4 separate regions of the Homo sapiens genome follow, and all the other regions are linked to region 2. Evidence: chromatin contacts called from ENCODE Hi-C or POLR2A ChIA-PET data. All regions are on one chromosome and are shown on one strand. The core of a region is the stretch at or near the end of the contact, and the rest is flanking DNA. Distances in the headings are between cores, read along the strand shown. Region 1 holds the start of HIBADH (3-hydroxyisobutyrate dehydrogenase). Region 2 has its middle 67 kb from the start of LINC03007. Region 3 overlaps HOXA3 (homeobox A3). Region 4 holds the start of SKAP2 (src kinase associated phosphoprotein 2).

Region 1 (3,170 bases), core at 223-2,722, 1.8 Mb before region 2:
TGTTGAAATGAGTTTTTTCTCCCTCCCTCCCTTCGTCCCTTTCCTTCCTTCTTTTCATTTAGTGTTGGGTAGAGGGTTGGGGTGGAGTGATGGTCAAAGAAGGGCATTAACTTCCTCCCAGTTACAGATAGGGACCTTGCACTCTGTACAAGTTTTTAAGTTTTTGGAAACGTTGCCAGCATGCCCAGAAACATGAAAAGAGCCCAGATGGAAATGATCCAATTCCTTTGCTTTCAACTCCATGGGTTACTGAGTTGAAAAAAAGGTCAAAGTCAAATTTTGTTGATTGTGCTACTTAGATTGGGGTTCGCATTTCCCTAGCTACTCCATACACATTCTCTTTCCTGCTGTATTGCCATTCTCCAAAGGCTATAGTCTTGCTTTGGTGTGGTCATGGCTTCCAACCCTTTGGTGGAGTCAGTGGAGATGAGAAGGCCTGCAATTACCCCCAAGGGGTTTACAGACTCAAATATGTACACTAAGCATTGACAGAAGAATGACTAAATGTCTGTCTCTCTGCACCGCGCAGTGGCTCACGCCTGTAATAACCAGCACTTTGGGAGGCCGAGGCGGGCGGATCACTTGACGCCAGGAGTTTGAGACCAGCCTAGGCAAAATGGCGACACCCCGCCTCTACTCAAAGTGCCAAAAAAATTAGCCGGGTGTGGTGGCGCACGCAGGCCTATAGTCCCACCTCACCTACTCCGGAGGCTGAAGCAGGAGAATCACTTGAACCCGGGAGGCGGAGATTGCAGTGAGCCGAGATCGCGCCACTGCACTCCAGCCTGGGTGACAGAGAGACTCCGTCTCCAAAAAAAAAAAAGGTCTTTCTAATACACATACATATACTACTACTTTCTGGATTTTATATTTAGTTTTGCTTACAAAATGGATTTAGGGTGTAGAATTTTCAAAGATTAGAGAAATATGCCTTGAAATAGAAAGTGCAAGTTTCTAGTAACTCTTCCCTTCAAAGATAATGTTACCAACTTCTTTTCCTACTATTTTTAGTATTGAGAAACTGTTGTGTTAAGTAAAATCAAATGAATTTAAAAGTTATTACACACATGGTAGCTTTCTGAGTGTTTTTCAAGCTGCGAGTCAGTTTTGTCCTTTTTAACACGCAGCGGTTGTGGGGACAAGGTTTCCGAGGAGGCGGGAGCGAGCGACGGCCCCCGCCTCCCACACGCCCTCTGCTTTGGTAAACAAGGAGACTCCCGCCCGCAGGCTGTAAATGAGGCACGAGCTTGGGGGCAGCGCCAGGGCGCCTGGCGTCACTGTTCAAAAAGGCCTCTTATTGGTCCTTCGCACAGCTGCGGACCTGGGAATTCTGATTGGTCTGCTTCCCTGTCCGTAAAGGGATTGACAGGCCCTGCCGCGTCAGGCCGCTCCTCTCGGCTCCGCGCTCCTTCCCTCGCGCGTGGGCACCCGCCCCCGAGCGGTGAGAGCGCGTGCGCGCGCGCCCTTCTCCGTGGGCGAGCCAGCCAGTCCCGCTGCACACGCTCGCAGTCTGTGGGCCCTCCGGGAGGCGGCGGAGGTCACCGCGGGGAGAGGGGCGGGCGCAGCATGGCAGCCTCCTTACGGCTCCTCGGAGCTGCCTCCGGTCTCCGGTACTGGAGCCGGCGGCTGCGGCCGGCAGCCGGCAGCTTTGCAGCGGGTAAGGACCTCACGCCTCCTCCCCCTTGTCCTTCTTTCGGCCGCTCGCTTCTTCTGTCCAGACGGCCGAAGAAGTCTTTTCTCGGGAGGCCCTGCGGTTGGGCTGGGGCTTAAAAAACAATATTTTGGCTGGTACTAAAGGCCTGTCCTTTTCTGCGGCCGCCACTCACTCCGCGAGTACCCCCCTCTGCCTTCCCTCCCTTTCTCCCGGGCTCCTGATGAACGGGTTCAGCGCCCTTTTCGGGATTTAGGAAGAGGTGGGGAAGAGCTTGGGCTGAAGAGAAGAGAGTATTTGGGACCCCGGCATGCTGCTTTGGAGTTAGGACTCCGAGGACGTTTGGAGCGCCCAACTCCAGGAGCAACCCGCACTCACCCCAGCGACCCCTGGTCTTTCAGCGCCCCCAGGGTGCACCTTGGGTTGGGGACACACTTGGGCAGCAGGGCCTGATGTTTAACCACCTGAGTCCGAGGGGATGGCCTTATTACACAAGCGGTGGCTGTACAAGCCAGGCAGTAAGTCTTTCAGCAAAGTTTCAGTCACCCTTGACCAGCAAGACGGGCTTCCCCCCTCTACTGTAACCTAAAAAAATGTCATTTTTGTCAAATTATGAACCAAAACACGTTCAGCGTCCTCAAGATTGTGGGCAGAATTAATCCTGCCTCCCTCCTCTCATACCATGGTAAATTGTGGAAGCTAGCCATGAACTTACAAAGAGGCAGTTTTTAGAGCCAGGATGAAGATCCACGGAGATCTAATACAGTCTTTCATACTCCGCACGAGGGACATGAGGCCCCTTGGATGAGTGAATCAGGATATTCCCAGCAAGACCTAGAAAGTTGTTATCAGTTGTTCCTAATTCCTTAACTTTCTATCACACCAGGACTCCTCTTTAATTGAAAAATTGGTTGATTTGTGGGGGCACTGCCGTTGTCTTCCTCAAACTGAAAGTTTGAGAGTTGTAACAATGCATCGTTTAGCAAGATCATACTGAGGATTAATAACAAAAAAAACCTTGGCATTAATTTTTTCTAATCTTTGCTTAAAAAAAAAATAGTGGGTTAGGATTTGAGCCCCTTGGCCCCCCGCCCTTTTTTTTTTTTTTTTTTTTTTTTGAGACAGGGTCTCTGTCGCCCAGGCTGGAGTGCAGTGGCCCAGTCACACTGCTCACTGCAGTCTCGACCTCCTGGGCTCAGGTGATCCTCCCACCTCAGCCTCCCGAGTAGCTGGGATTACAGGCATGTGCCACCACGCCCGTCCAATTTTTGTATTTTTAGTAGGGACGGAGTTTCGCCATGTTGCCCAGGCTGGTCTTGAACTCCTGCGCTCAAGTGATCCTCCCAAAGCGTTGGGATTATAGGCATGAACCACTGTGGCTGGCCAGGAATTGTAAGAACTTTCTCTTACAATTCTTAACAGCTTCCCATTCTCCCCCTCAGTGAAACCTCTGAATTTCCTTTCTGGCTGGAGAAGAACAGAGGCTCGGTGAGATGCAAGAGACCAGATGTCTGATACA
Region 2 (3,365 bases), core at 161-2,660:
GTTTTCCTTCAGCCCAGTTCTGCCATCAGATGGTTCTTGGTTCCTTCTACCCCTCTCCTCCTCCCCCTCCTTCGGTCTCTCGTCACCCCACTTTATCCTCCAGCAACCCCTCCTGCGTTGATTTTCTTAATTTCAAATACAAATATCTGAACACCAGAAACTGAAGTTCCTGACAGTGACCTATTGAACAGAGGCATCGCATACTCCCTACATCCCAGTCTTCTTGGAATTGCGTTTTACGTTTGAAAGTGCGATTTTGGTTTGGAGGTCGGGAGTAGAAAATTTGTATCTGTTCTTTTCTTTTGCTGTTTCCTACTTGCCTTTCAATACCCATACTTATTCCGCCCTCGGAGACTGGCCCTTCCCGGCAGAGCAGAAGCGCACGAGGGTTGAGTAACTCTGCAGGTGAGAGCTAATTTTTCAGCGCATCCACCAGATACCTCAGGTTTGTGGATTTTCCCCCTAGTTGGCCAGAAAACTCACACCCAAACATGCAAGTCCTCTATGGCCTCTCCGTCCTCTTACCTTGGCCCTCTTTATTTCCATATCTCCCTCCTCCCCATGCAGATCTCTAAAGGGAATCTGTCTCCTGCGGTTCTTTCCCGCAGGCGCCTGCTGAAAAGGCAATTTCCTTGGGGGTGTGCCTAGGGAGAGAGGAAAACAGAAACCAGGATTGTTTGGGGGCCTGAAACCATCCAAATTTTATTGCATCCGCTACAAAGTCAACTAACTCTTAATGAGCATCCAAGCGGAAAAAGGCCGAAGTTTACTCCGTGTTAGGGCGGGGAATGGGGGTGGGGGTGATGGGAGTTTGCTTATTTCCTTCTGGTACAACCAAAGGTTGCAACACCTTCCTGAGAGGCTCCTCCCAACGCCAAGAGTACGGACGCGAAAGTCAGAAGGCATCGGGTTTCAGCCCCCTGAATGATCCAAGATCACTCCGCCACGAAGACCTTCGAAGTTGGCCCTGTCTACAGCTTGTAATTAAAAGGATAATGTGTCTTGTAATAAAAAACAAGACCCACACAAACAAACCCAGCGTCCAACGGCCCTCCACCTCGCCACACTCTTCTCTAATAAGGGCCAGTGACAAACATTGCCATCCAGTTTAACCCAAAAGGAGGAAGCAGTAGATCTTCCTTTTAATAACTTCCCAAAGTGTTACAAATAATAAAAAGGACGCATAAATCATCGCGGGGGCGGCAGAACGGGGACGACAGAAGGATTTACTCCTCTCTAGCCCTGGCTTCCAACCGCGCTCTCATTGGCTACTTCCTTGTGGCCCGCCCCCGAATCCGCTCTCTTATTGGTGCGTCTGGTCCCAGACGCAGAGACAGGGCGTAGGATCGGTGGGGGCTGGAGTCCACCAGTGCGCATGCGCGCTATGGCGCGCATGTATGATTGACAGCAGGGAGAGGTGTTTGTGCGCGCGCGCGTGCGTGCGTGCGTGTGTGTGTGTGTGTGTGTGTGTGTGTGTGTGTGTGTGTCTCTCTCAGGGTTGAGGCAGCGAAGGTGGTGGTGGCGGGGCGACGGTGAAAGTGGTGGCTGTGAGTGCTGGAGCTGAGGCCGCTTTTGCCGCCGCGGTGAGGTGTAGTCCTGTTTGCCGGCGTTTTCCGCTGAGTCAGAAGCGCTGGTGGTCACAGACTGCGCTCTCACCCACACTGAGGTCGATCTGGAAGGAATTTACTGAGGGGGCTCTCCAGCAGCTGGCTAACCGGGAAGGAAGTAGAACTAGAAGACATGCTTTACTCTTCCTGAAGAAGATACTTAAGCCCCTCAAGAAGAGATTTAATTTGAGCGCTGTGTTGATTTGTGCATTCCTTGTAAAGCACACACTAAATTAGCTTCACATCCCAGCCGTACCTTCATCTGCAGCACACATCTCTCCCCCAGCTCCTCTCAGCACTCACTTAGCCCTGTTCAGTTCCCCTGTAGGCACAGGTACACATATATCAGCCTCTTGTAATCATGAAGACGAGGGACGAACTTACAAAGACACCCGGCACACTGTGACAATCCTTAACTGGGAGAAAAAAAAAAGAGAGAGAGAAAGCAAAGAAAGGTAGAATAAGAGCAAGAAAAAAAGAAAAGGAAAGAAAACTAGAAAGATGCAGCAACCAGTAAAACGATGGTGGCAAAGATAAAATGCCGATGGAAAAAATCCGTTAAATGCAAAGTTTGAAAAAAACTTCCTAACTCGGTTAATGCTGTGGAAATAATTCCAGTTCATCTCAGTGCTAGTGAACGCCTAGTACAAAATTCTTCAGAGGCGAGGGCTGGCTTAGTGCAGAGGAGAAACGTCGCTCCGTTGCCCTGTTGCATCCAAATTCTCCTTTCAGACAAGTTTCCGCGGCGTGATGGAGATGGGCAGAAGTCTGGAGAGTGCTTTCCTATTATAAGCTGTTAACTTGTTGGTTTGTACTCACATATATTTTAAAGAAATAATAAACATCTTATAGTTCTGCACATATTCTAAATTACAGTGGTTCTAGAAGAATTTTGTAACTGACAAATTAGAGCTTCGGTTTTACGAATTCTGAATTTTAAAACCGGTAATGACTTCTCAGTCCCTGAGATCCTCTTCTTTGTTTTTTTATTTTGGGGTGTGTGGGTACGTGTAAGATGAGAAATGTACAAACACAAGTATTTCAGAAACTCCAAGTAATATTCTGTCTGTGAGTTCACGGTAAATAAATAAAAAGGGCAAAGTGACAGAAATACAGGATTATTAAAAGCAAAATAATGTTCTTTGAAATCCCCCCCTTGGTGTATTTTTTATCTTAGGATGCAGCACTTTCAGCATGCCCAAGTATTGAAAGCAGTGTTTTTACGCTACCACGGTAATTTTATTTAGAAACCCCATGTTCACTTTTAGTTTTAAAATGGTCTTTATGACATAAAATTATCAGCATTCATATTTTTGTGTTTTAATATTCCTTTGGCTACTTATTGAAACAGTAAACATTACGAAAATTAGTAAACAAATCTTTGATAGTTGCTTATTTTTGTTTAATTGAATGTTTATTTTATTAGGTAAATATACAATCAAATTTATTTAAAAATAATGAGGAAAAGAATACTTTTCTTTCGCTTTGCGAAAGCAAAGTGATTTTTCATTCTTCTCCGTCCGATTCCTTCTCTTCCAGCTGCCACAGCCGACTGACAGGCTCCCGGCGGCCTGAGGAGTAGTATGCAAATTTTGGATGATTGACACCTACAGTAGAAGCCAATCACGTCAAAGTAGGATGCTGATTGGTTGACAACAATAGGCGTAAACCTTGACGTTTTAAAAACCTGACACCCAATCCAGGCGATTCATGCAAATAAAGGAAGGGAGTCACATTACCAGGGGCCAGAGAGACTTG
Region 3 (3,097 bases), core at 581-3,080, 1.3 Mb before region 2:
AAGTTTTACTTTATCCTTTATTTACTTTCAACCATGGTATGTGTAGCTTCCTATTTCCAAAAGAGAAACAATGCTCCAGGGCTCATGATCACTGACAATAACTCTGGATAAGCGATGCTGTAATTTTTAATCGAGGTTCTGGAAAATTAATTGTGCCTGTTTTGCAGATGTTGGTAAGATTGTTGGCTTAATAATGAAATCTAAAGGAGTCCATTATCAACAATGGAATTATAATCATCTACTGGTAGATGCAATACATTATCTTTTTTTTTCTAGTTAACAAAGCATCTAATATTCCTGGAAAACTTGAATAACTCTGGGACTCAATATACATAGTTGGATTGCATGTTAACCATTTTCTTTTGAATTTGTTATAATTTTCTTGAGTGGTCAGAGGGACTAAGATTCTGAGTGTGTGTGTGGGTGAATATTTGAAACTCACATGGAACTTTTCTGTGCTGAGAACTAGAGGTTGACCATGCAGTGGTTGAAAACAAAAAGAAAACAGATTTAACTTTTGCAAACTGCTTTCTAAATGAAAGAGGGTTGAGGAGGTTTTCAACTGCTTTTTAGATTTTCAGGGTTATCCTTTACTTGGTATTTCTGAAGCAGGTAAATAGGCCAAGTAACAAAATATCAACAACAACAACAGCACACAAAGATCAGGAAACTCTGGCAGGATTTTATGGCTTGTGCTTCCATCCCTCGTCGGGAGCCAAATGACCCCCATACATCAAATTACATAGCAGTTTCTAAGACAGAACCTATTATCGTTAAGTTGGAAGGAGAGTTCAAACTGTGGTCATGGAGATGAACGCTGGTTTTTCAGGTTCCTGGAGGGGTTTTTTTTCCCCCTCTAATCCATCATGTTTTAACAGGTAGAATTTGATAGTTGCCCCGAATAACAGCACCTTAGAAAGTCCAAGACAGGAGGTTCTGGGAACCTTCTGTAACTGGGGGAAAGAAGTAAAGAAGTGGGGGTGGCTTGCTGGGAAGTGCCTGAGAAACAGGGAGAGGAAAGGAGTAAAGAACTCTCCAGGATTTTAGTTGTGACTTGCTGGGTGGGGTGTTACTGTTGGTCCCTCACCCTAAACACACACACACACACACACACACACACGCAATGTGTTCCACACAAAGTTTTCCCTCCCCCCTTGGCTTGGCCACAAGGGGTTCATTTGGAGGAGGTGAGTCATATCCCCAACAAGGTGGATTAACTTCCTAACAAGCTCAGCTTCTGAAATCCAGCATGGTTGGATGGGGCAAATTGCCTGAAATTTTTTGTGCAAACCTCTCTTGGGAGCAGGAAGGTCCAAGAAGGAGCTGGGTGGGAAGTTACCCCATCTCAGGGCTCTTTTGGCAAACATCAGTCCTAAAGCGGAGAAAACATTGGCGACCCAAGCTCCCCTTTGCCTCCTCGTTCCCTTCCCAACATTCCCAGAGTGGAGGAGTCTTGGGCCCTCTGGAGGAGGCCAAGGAGCAGAAACTAAGCGACACCCCAAGTTTCTTCTTCCCTGGAAAAGAAAGATCCCAGCCTTTTTCCTTTCTAGCCTATCAAGCCTTTCTCCTTTTGGATCCCGGCTCCTGAGAATCAGCTTGCAGCCCTCACTCATTCTCCTTCTCCCCGGAAAATCCCCCAACTCCAGACGCAAGTTAAGCAAATATTTGTAGCTGCCAGTAAATTCCAGCGGTTTTTTATAGCACGGCTCCCTGCGCCCGGGGCCAAGTCGTGCTGCTAAATATTGCTGACCACTTTTTCTTTTATGGCTTTCATGTCACTTAGCTATTGAGAGTAAGATGGATTTGCGCGGAGCCCTCACCGCGCTGCGCTTCTCGCCCCACCAGGTCTGCGCGGGGCGGCCATTGGCGGCGGAGTGTCACGTGACCGCGGGGGCGTGCCAATGTGCGCCCTCACGGGTGTCAAACCCCTGTCAGAGTGTGCGATCAAGATCGTGAAACAACGCGATGCAAAAAGCGACCTACTACGACAGCTCGGCGATCTACGGTGGCTACCCCTACCAGGCAGCCAACGGGTTCGCTTATAATGCCAATCAGCAGCCGTACCCGGCGTCCGCCGCTTTGGGCGCCGACGGCGAGTACCACCGACCCGCCTGCTCCCTCCAGTCTCCCTCCAGCGCCGGGGGCCACCCCAAGGCACACGAACTGAGTGAGGCGTGCCTGCGCACCCTGAGCGCCCCACCTAGCCAGCCTCCAAGCCTGGGAGAGCCGCCCCTGCACCCGCCGCCGCCCCAGGCCGCGCCCCCTGCCCCACAGCCGCCTCAGCCCGCACCTCAGCCCCCTGCACCTACCCCTGCCGCGCCCCCGCCTCCCTCTTCTGCCTCCCCTCCTCAGAATGCCAGCAACAACCCTACCCCTGCCAACGCGGCCAAGAGCCCCCTGCTCAACTCACCCACAGTGGCCAAACAAATCTTCCCCTGGATGAAAGAGTCTCGACAAAACACAAAGCAGAAAACCAGCAGCTCCAGCTCAGGTAAAGGAGTGCCTTCTGGAAGAGGGTCCTCTGGCCTGGCTCCTGGTCCCCAAGCTACTGCCCACGACATCCAGCACAGCCTAGGAGCGATGGAGCATGTCTGGAATTCACTGCTCCCACACCACTGCCCACCAAAAAGGTTTTCATAGTCTTTGCAACTTAGGGAGGTGATAGGCCTCTGTAGGCTGGAAAACACCAGAGACCTGCTGGGAGTCCCTCTGGACTTCTCCAAGGGCAAGTAGGGTCTAGTGCAGTTGGAATCTCTTCTTGCTCCACTCTTGGAGTTAGGACCTCTGTGCAGAAACAACCTGAGCTCCACTGTCTATCTTTTTAGCACAGCTCTTCTAATGAAACAGTGACATCCTCCCCTTACTGAAATGTGGCAGAATAAAAACAGGCCTAATCACCCTCCAAGACAGAATCAATGCTTTGCCTATAATCAGAGCCAATTTTTGCTCCAGCAGATGGAGTGGCTGCCTTACCTCTGGGAAGACCCTACTCAGACTTAGTACAATGAAAGCAGCCAAAGATCTCCTGGGGGAGGGGGATGCAGACTTATCATCCTAATGGGAACCACATGGGCCTCCTGAAAGCGGGCTCCAGTAG
Region 4 (2,950 bases), core at 259-2,758, 1.0 Mb before region 2:
AGCCTCCTTCGCTTTCTTATCATTCGTGTGTTCACTGGAGTAGCATTTTTACTTTCCTTCAAGGACTTTTCCCTTGCATTCACTACCTGGCTGTTTGGTGCAAGAGCCCTAGCTTTTGGTCTGTCTCGGCTTTCAATATGCCTTCCTCACTAAGCTTAATCATTTCTAGCTTTTGATTTAAAGTAAGCTTTTGATTTAAAGTAAAATGATTCTTTTACTGGAACACTCAGAGGCCATCGTAGGGTTATTAATTGGCTTAATGTCAATATTGTTGTGTCTCAAGGAATGGGGAGGCCCAAGAGAGGGAGAGATATGGAGGAAGGTATAGGGTTGGTAGAGCAGTCAGAACACACACATTTATGGATTACAGTCGCTGTCTTATATGGGTGCTGTTTGTGATGTCCCAAAGTAATTATAATAGTAACTTCAAAGATCACCATAACATATACAATAATAATGAAAAAGTTTGAAATATTGTTAGAATCACCAAAATGTGACAGAGACATGAACTGAGCACATGCTTTTGGAAAAATGGCGCCCACAGATTTGCTTGATGCAGGGTTGCCACAAACCTTCAATTTGTTAAAAAATGCAATATCTGGGAAGCACAAAGATGTATGCCTGTTAAAGGTTTTAAAGAAGCCATTTTTTTTAAAAGAGAAAACTTTTAAGAAGCTTTACAGATAGAAGACAGTAAGTATTTGTTGACTAAATGGTCAAGTTGGAGTGAGCAGATTTTATAATTTTATTCTACTAACCACCACCAGCAATTTTATTTTTGATGCTTGTAGATGGACAGTGGTGCCAATGTCTATTCGGCCTTCTGTTTTTTTGTTTTGTTTTGTTTGTTTTTTCCTGCCAAAGGACGGTGCTTAGAACTTCCCAGTCTTCCTTGTAGTGGGGAAAATCTGTCACCCCAAGGATACGAATTAGGTAGAAAAGTAATGTAAGAGCCAATCACAACGCGCGCTCCGGAGCGGCTCCAGACTGGCTTCGCCCGGACGACTGGCGGAAGACGAGACTTCGTTACCTCCGTTCAATCGGACAAAGAAGGCCATAATAGTTTAGGACAAGAGAAAATTCCTTGTGGGTTAAACTGCGGTGGGACTGACTGTTACGCAGAAGGCGTAATCGCAAAACTTGTATACACTCTGTATCATGGATACATTATTTTCTGGAATCCTGCAGAAACGATCAGCAGTTGTGATGGCACCAGTACCGAAAATGGCTGTAAGGCGCTCCGGACGCTGGATCAGGTGACGCAGCATCAGGTGACGCAGCCTCAGTCCGCCCCCTTCCCACCAGTGGCTCCTCCTCCTGCTTCCCGGCGTAGCGGTGGGCGTGGCTTGCCCACAGGCTCTTTCTTCTGGGGCCGGGAAAACCGAGGAATACACATGCGCAGTTGGACCCCTCAGGCCCTTCGTGTCCCTTCCCACCCATCTCCCCGCCCCGGCCCTCTGGGCGGGGCTGGGCCGACAGTCCAGCTGCAGCTCGCTGGAGATTCAGTGACTTCCTTGTTGTGAGCCCCGGCCCGGCAGTGTCCCGACTCGTAGCCCCGCTGTTCTTAATCCGGGCCGCTAGCCTGAGTCTAGGTCGCAGCCGCAGCCCCACCCCGTCGGTCACCTTTTCAGCGCAGGTCCTTTCCCCGCACGCCCTGCGCTCCCTAACATGCCCAACCCCAGCAGCACCTCCTCTCCCTACCCCCTCCCTGAGGAAATTAGGAACCTGTTGGCAGGTAAAGAGCGGGAAGGCGGCGATAATGCTGTCGGGGCGGGGGCGAGGGAACGGTGAGCCGGTGGGGACAGAAGCATTCAGAGCCCTTATCCTCCCTCCCCGCGCTTCCCACGTCTTCTAGCCAGTGGGGTCGGCACAGGGAGGAGAGGAGAGGGGTTGTTTTGTCTCAGAAAGGGAGTGGACGTGTGTGTTGAAATTTGGTGCGGGGATGGTGGCGAAGCCCTTTTTGGTGATCTACACAAATGGGATCAGGACGTTTCTATGTGCATTGTGAAGACGGTGTGTGTGTGTGTGTGTGTGTGTGTGTGACAGAAGGGCGGGGGAGGAAGAGTGGAAGAGGGAGAGAGAATGATAATGATAATGAATGCTGCGTGAGCAAGCAGAAGGGAGCAGAAGTCAAATAAGTAGTTCTTGGGTGGTCTGGCCAATGGAGGTAGAGGATGTAGAGATGCAAAGAGCTGTCAGAGCCACAGGTGTTAGGGGTTATGGGGTGAAAGAGTTTGTCATTTCTAAAACTCCCGTTTTTCTTAAACATTCAGCTCACTCACGTTTAAGACTTTTGAAGAAGGTCTGGTTCTCAAATGGCCACTTGTCCCCAGCCTCAGTAATATATTAAAGCAAAAAAGGAAGGATATGTTAAAGTTCTACTTCCTGTGTGACACGATGAAAGTACTTCATCTTTGTACCCTTATCTTCCCTTTTTCAGTTTTACATTACCATTTATAGGAACTTATTTTAGGAGCTAAAAACGTGGTTCTTCAGTAGCATTATGAATCCACTACTAGTTCATTAATTTACTGGATACGGAGGTGTGTATGTTCACTAAGAACCAATAATTTATATTTCTGTACAAGGTAGAAAATATATGTTTTTAAGGTAGCACAAATCTTACCTATCTCAATGTTCTGGAATTTCAACCATCATTTATTTTGTCTTGTGTACGTCAGAATTCTGGAAACTGAATTTTGATTTTTAGTTTTAGATGTCTATAAAATATTTATCTCTCAGTATTGCTTATGAATAACTAGATTACAGATTGCTTATTCTAGCTCTTAAAAAGCAATGTCATCTAAAATGTGACATTTGATGACACATTTTATATGTTACTCCTATAGCAATGTGAGTCCAAATCTCCTAATATTCTGTCATTCAATTTTGGTGCTTGGCATTATTAATATGGTAGTGTAATATTAAGTGTATGAATGTAGACTTATGT

The links. A loop is a pair of places that touch in the nucleus more often than their neighbours do. ChIA-PET counts read pairs that join two places held with the same protein, here RNA polymerase II (POLR2A). Pooled maps may share reads with other maps.
Region 1: a pooled map shows a loop between it and region 2 (6-fold over the local background). The contact joins the promoter of HIBADH here to the enhancer-like site in region 2. A Hi-C loop is called at or near these places in 1 of 168 maps with a recorded cell type or tissue (naive thymus-derived CD4-positive, alpha-beta T cell), 4 of 37 single-sample maps with no recorded cell type and 14 of 50 pooled maps. POLR2A ChIA-PET finds 5 or more read pairs at or near these places in 1 of 52 experiments (activated CD4-positive, alpha-beta T cell).
Region 3: a map of ascending aorta shows a loop between it and region 2 (8-fold over the local background). The contact joins two enhancer-like sites. A Hi-C loop is called at or near these places in 4 of 168 maps with a recorded cell type or tissue (IMR-90, aorta, ascending aorta and 1 more) and 5 of 50 pooled maps.
Region 4: a map of ascending aorta shows a loop between it and region 2 (6-fold over the local background). The contact joins the promoter of SKAP2 here to the enhancer-like site in region 2. A Hi-C loop is called at or near these places in 21 of 168 maps with a recorded cell type or tissue (B cell, CD4-positive, alpha-beta T cell, CD8-positive, alpha-beta T cell and 14 more), 26 of 37 single-sample maps with no recorded cell type and 37 of 50 pooled maps.

The regions. Positions count from the first base shown.
Region 1 is chr7:27,661,185-27,664,354 of GRCh38, reverse strand. It overlaps HIBADH (3-hydroxyisobutyrate dehydrogenase), which reads left to right and starts at 1,472. Exons shown (of 8, transcript NM_152740.4): 1 at 1,472-1,657. The coding sequence starts at 1,567. The region is part of intron 2 of LOC105375211 (a long non-coding RNA gene); the gene reads right to left. RefSeq lists a silencer at 1,283-1,702 and an enhancer at 918-1,735.
Region 2 is chr7:25,855,121-25,858,485 of GRCh38, reverse strand. No RefSeq gene overlaps it. Among named protein-coding and RNA genes, the nearest start is that of LINC03007, 67 kb to the right of the region's middle. RefSeq lists an enhancer at 1,669-1,748. Within about 2 kb of position 1,410, at least 20 of the 41 ENCODE cell types and tissues checked have a DNase peak (open chromatin) inside an H3K27ac peak, as active enhancers do; they include IMR-90, ascending aorta, endothelial cell of umbilical vein and 3 more, where a contact is called at or near this core.
Region 3 is chr7:27,109,509-27,112,605 of GRCh38, reverse strand. It overlaps HOXA3 (homeobox A3), which reads left to right. Exons shown (of 6, transcript NM_153631.3): 5 at 1,846-2,491. The coding sequence starts at 1,966. Among named protein-coding and RNA genes, the nearest start is that of HOXA2, 8.4 kb to the right of the region's middle. RefSeq lists an enhancer at 1,042-1,336. Within about 2 kb of position 1,830, at least 14 of the 41 ENCODE cell types and tissues checked have a DNase peak (open chromatin) inside an H3K27ac peak, as active enhancers do; they include IMR-90 and ascending aorta, where a contact is called at or near this core.
Region 4 is chr7:26,863,148-26,866,097 of GRCh38, reverse strand. It overlaps SKAP2 (src kinase associated phosphoprotein 2), which reads left to right and starts at 1,508. Exons shown (of 13, transcript NM_003930.5): 1 at 1,508-1,735. The coding sequence starts at 1,669. RefSeq lists an enhancer at 941-1,270.